2 separate regions of the Homo sapiens genome follow, and region 1 is linked to region 2. Evidence: read pairs that join two places in POLR2A ChIA-PET (ENCODE). Cell type or tissue: HepG2. All regions are shown on one strand.

Evidence for each region. ChIA-PET counts read pairs that join two places held together with the same protein. Peaks named below come from ENCODE experiments on the same cell type or tissue, not always from the same donor. Only the 100,000 strongest peaks of a DNase experiment are listed, where the experiment ranks them.
Region 1: POLR2A ChIA-PET joins it to region 2 with 5 read pairs; 4 of 35 experiments call an interaction of 5 or more read pairs at or near these places.

Annotation. Positions count from the first base shown.
Region 1 is chr3:47,816,019-47,818,518 of GRCh38, forward strand. It overlaps DHX30 (DExH-box helicase 30), which reads left to right. Exons shown (of 22, transcript NM_138615.3): 4 at 2,004-2,099. Among named protein-coding and RNA genes, the nearest start is that of DHX30, 14 kb to the left of the region's middle. RefSeq lists an enhancer at 1,564-2,064. In HepG2, no CTCF peak of the experiment used is centred here; no DNase peak of the experiment used is centred here.
Region 2 is chr3:47,442,009-47,444,508 of GRCh38, forward strand. It overlaps SCAP (SREBF chaperone), which reads right to left. Exons shown (of 23, transcript NM_012235.4): 2 at 864-1,083. The coding sequence starts at 985. Among named protein-coding and RNA genes, the nearest start is that of SCAP, 33 kb to the right of the region's middle. In HepG2, no CTCF peak of the experiment used is centred here; DNase peaks (open chromatin) are centred at 1,403 and 1,853; H3K4me3 peaks cover 1,450 bases.

The DNA of each region.
Region 1 (2,500 bases), 370 kb after region 2:
TCATTTCCAACCTTAGCTTCAAGGCAGAACTGGAATTAGTTTCAAAATAAACCTTGATCCTAGGCATTTAGTTCTAGAAGATCCTACAAGCACGTCTGCTGTAACTCTATGTATGTTTTCTGTAAAATCACATACCTATAAAATAAAAAGAAAAAAATCACACATCTATAATATTATAAGAGAGCTTATGGGAAAAATAGAATTGGGCCAATGCAACTGCAACTTTTTGACCAAAATATGACAAAAAACAATTATTGGTGCTTGGGAAGATGCTTTGGACTACCTAGACAGGCAGCTCAGGGTGATGTGATGCTGCAAATGTACAAAGAGCCGTCTTCTTTTTTTTTTTTTTTTTTTTAAGACGGAGTCTTGTTCTGTGGCCAGGCTGGAGTGCAATGGCGCGATCTCGGCTCACTGCATCCTCCGCCTCCCGGGTTCAAGTCATTCTCGTGCCTCAGCCTCCTGAGTAGCTGGGACTACAGGCACACGCCACCATGCCCTGCCAATTTTTGTATTTTTAGTAGAGACGGGGTTTCACCATGTTGGCCAGGATGGTCTCGATCTCTTGACCTTGTGATCCGCTGGCCTCAGCCTCCCAAAGTGCTGGGATTATAGGCGTGAGCCACCGCGCCGGGCTACAAAGAGCCTTCTAATGTGAGCAGAGCTGGCAGTTACCGAGGAAGCCCAGGTGGAGGTGGAGTTCTGAAACAGCCACTGTGGTGAAGGAGTGTGTGCAGCTGGGACTGTGGGGGAGGAGGGTTGGAGTGCAGGACTTGCTTCTCCCCTAACATTTTGTTGTGAAAAATTTCAAAAATACTGAAACATTGAAGAAATTGTATAGTGAACACCTTTGTATCTACCACCTTGATTCTCTATAGGTATAGGCACTCAATTTTAATAAAAAAAAAAATAGCTGAAAGGGCTTTTTCTTTCCTGCTGAAGATTATAATTCTACTCCTGCTTTTTCAGCTCCTTTGCTTTCAGAATTTTTTGAAACAAGAGTCTTGTTTTACTGATATCTTTCTCCTCTTTACCAATTGTATATGAGTCAATTTGCATTCCACAAATGAACATCTTTGTAGAACAGGTGGTTTCTCAAGCTTCAGGTGTGTGTGGCCATCTCTGCTCCCCTTCTACCCCATTTACTGTACTGAAACCAGAGGGGCAAAGAGAGCAAAGAGTGCATGCATTTCTCCCAGCCCCAAGACTAGTGACTCTCTGAATGTCACCATTTAGGTGGTTTAAAAGGACCTTAAGCCTTCCTTACCCATATATTTCCACCTTCCTTACCCATGTATTTCCACCTTCCCGTGGAAGACTCAGTGCCTTAATTTTCGTTCATGTACCTCAAGTTGTTGGGACTTCTTAGAAATGTACTTTCTGGTTACTAATAAGTAGCATTTAGCCCCCAAATGAATGGAAGTATTTGGAATGGCAGGTTGTTCTCTTTTAGAAAGAGGGAGAAGGCTGGTAAGTGTGCGTCTGGTTTTAGCTCTCAAGCTGGACCCACATAGTCCAGTCGTCCCTCTCTTACCCAGCTCTTGGAGGGAAAGAATGATTTGAGATTTGGTGGCTGAGGTAGCCATCTGGGGAACGCATAGCAAAGGCGTAGGTAGCTACCATAAGAAGCAGACACGTGGTGCTTTTGAGTTGATGTAGTACCAAGGCTTTCAGCTTTCTCCTGTTGTCCTGTCACATCCTCACAACTTAAGACTAAGAGAAGTATATAGGATGGGTGTTAACCTCATAGGGGGTAGCTAAGGGAACAGGAAGAGTTTGAGGGCTCTCTCTAAGGCTGTCACATATCACATCATATGAGACGCTTGCCTTCTTCCTGTGTGGCGTTGTTAGTGCTGTTCCTCAGAACCTGTGGCTGCTCCCAGCACTGTCCAGCAGCCCTGTTGCCCAGAGCTCCTCACGGATGCTCTGAGTGAGTCAGTTCAGGGGTCTGTGACTGTGAGGGGTGAGAACATGTCGCCCTGATGCCCTCTCTCTTTCCCCAGATCGGGCCCAGCACAGGCAGCGTCAGTGCAAACTTCCCCCACCCCGCCTTCCACCCATGTGTGTCAACCCTACCCCAGGAGGGACCATCTCTCGAGGTAAGGGAGGAGCCTTGCCTCCAGCAACAGCTTGGTCCAGGGTCTGTGGGGAGGTGGGTGGCAATGGGAGCCCTGGTGCCAGGGCCACAGCCCTCCAGAAAGTGAGTGAGGAAGGGTGGGATTAGCAGAGCTATTGGAGCCCTGAGGGAGAAATTACTTGGAAAAGTCTGGATTTTTTCATGATCCCTTGACTCATGGCCTGGACCCTGCAGTCTTCTTGGGCCTCCTTGTGTGGCCTGGACTAAAGCCTAGGCTCAGTTTGGGTGGTTCTCTCAGCACCCGCATGGAGAATCCGCAGGGCTTGGGGCCTCGAGGCTCCTAGAAGTCCCTGATCAGGTGGCTCAGAGAGCAGGGTGCTTGTAGCAGGGCTGGAACAGATAGCCCTGACTCAACCCTAGTGC
Region 2 (2,500 bases):
TTCATCTTTCTTACTGATAATCAGGGAAGAGCTTGAGATCATTAGCAACTGAACTGAACAGGGAGTTCCCTCCTGACTTCTCATCCTCCCTTCAGCATAGCACTGAAAACATCTATAAATGTTTTAGACAATGAATCTGAAGAACAGAATTCTTTCCAGAGAAAAGAATAAGATGGGCTCTTTTCACAGCTGTCAGCATTTTAGAGTTAAAAGGGTCATCAGATGTCATCTCATATCAAACTCCTCCTTTACGACGTCATTGTCAGCCATAGCCTTCAGGCTTCTATGAGGCCTTGAGAAAGACAGACAGGAACAAGGGCAGCTACAGCTCTCACAACTGTCCTTGGCAAGTGCAGCTGGCCACAAGAATCAACAAGAAGTCTGAAGCAAGCTCCATGTGAACACAAGAAAATGACTAGAGAGCAAAGAAGCAAGTCTCTGAGGTTAGCCTGCCACAGGTTGTCCAAGATACTGTTCTAATGGACTTTGCCTCGCAACACACAAAAAAGGCTCTTGCACTTAACCAGGTACTAAAACGAAACCACTACTATTGAGAAAGAAAACTGAAGTATCATATCTTTCAATTATTTCAGTGTCTTAGAAGTATCTAAACATTATTTTGAGATAGAGTACCAGTGATATGAATAAATCTGGTGAATCAGTAGGTCAGGGCCAGCCAGGACTATTTTATTATATTAGCTAACCAGGCCAGGACTAGAGTTCTCCACTCACAGTTATAAGGAGCCCAAGCTCCCATTGTGTAAAAAGCATACAGAGGCCAAGGGCTCCATAGTGGTTAGGGTTAGAAAACCTACTGTCCTAAGACACTGGCCCACCATATCCAAGGCAACCCAAAAACATACCAGCAGGCTAAGATGCAGAACCCTGTGAAGAGGATGATGGGGATGGGATAGGATGCACAGAGGAGCCCATGGTTGTAGAAGGCCCGAGATATCTTCTCACGCAGCCTTTCAGTCAGGGTCATCCTCAGCCGAAGTCACCTTGCTGCCATCCCGGAAAGTGACCATGGATCACCCTGGCACACACTTGACAGCACTGACAAAGAACAACATGTGCAGGTACCTGGTAAGAAGGGAGAAAAGCCAGTTAACAAAGAGTACTTGGCTCTGCACACTAGGGCTGCTGGAGGGAGGCGATAGTTATGTGGCTGGGGAATGGTTTCAGAATGCCTATATGCAAGGTCTAGTGACCTCAATCCCAAAATACACACACACACACACACACACACACACACACACACACACACACTCTCTCTCTCTCTCTCTCTCTCTCTCTCTCTCTCCCTCCCCGCCCAACTCCCTCCCTCCTATATTAGGCAATGCTAAAAGGCCACTCCCCAAAGGGCATTTTTCTCATGTGTGGCACACGAAACCATGCCTGTGTAACAGACGTCACCTTCAGCTGCTCTCTGTCAAACAGGCATTCTTCCCCCCCCTCCTCTATGCACAAATCCCACTGAGAAAAGTCCTTTACATAGGGATACAGAGAAACCCTTTACATAGGGATGGCCTCCTCAAAACACACTGTTGTACAAATAGTGATTCACTCGTGAAGAAGGTCTAGCGAGGTCAGCCCTCAACATAAAAACGCTAAAAAGCTTAGGTCTCTGACATAATGGTCACCAAGCAAAATTCACTCTGGTAGAACTCTCTGCTCTTGGTCCTATAGTTGTTCCTGGGAGTGCAAAGGCAGAGAGCAGCTCCTGTTCCTGCCTGCCCAGTACCCGTCCCCTTCCATAAGTTAACAGCAGCCTGGTATGGCTCAGGGGAACCACCTCGCTCCACAGGATTTAACCTGGATTAACTATGAGTCAAGGTGCCCCGTGCCGACCCAAGCTACACAAATTGGGCCTCTCTCCCTGGACTTTGACTTCTAAACACAAACAAACAGGAACTTGGATATTCATGATGTTTATTCATCCCACAGAGGTTCCTGCTCCCAAGATCCCCAGGCTGTTCTGGCTCCCATCCTTTCTGAGGACTGGCTCATCAACTTTTTTTTCCGTTTTGTAAGCTATTCTATACCCTTCTAATAAATTATCTTTTTGCTTATGTTGGCCAAAGTTAATTTCTGGTGCTTTCAAACAAATAACATTAAACCAATAAAATCAGAATAGAAAACTCTAGGAGGCCCAGGGATCTAGAATTATCTTCCCTACTGAGCCCTCTGATGGAATCCAAGTTTAAACCTACTTCTCTTGTTCCATGTTGCTGTTTTCTTCGGTCTGTGCTAGAGGGAACCTGCCCAGACACATTTCTTGGCTTGACTGTACTCACTGATGAAAACCCAGACTCAAAGATGACTCCTCATAAGTGTCAAGATCAGAAACAAGAAGCAAAAGGAGTCACACCACAGCCAACTCAAAAGCCAAAAGGAATGCCTATTGCTCGTTCTACCTTTCCGAAAGCAGAAGCGTTAAGCGCACATGCAAGTTTCCAATCCAGGAACCCTTTATTTTTTTTGACATAGAATCTCACTC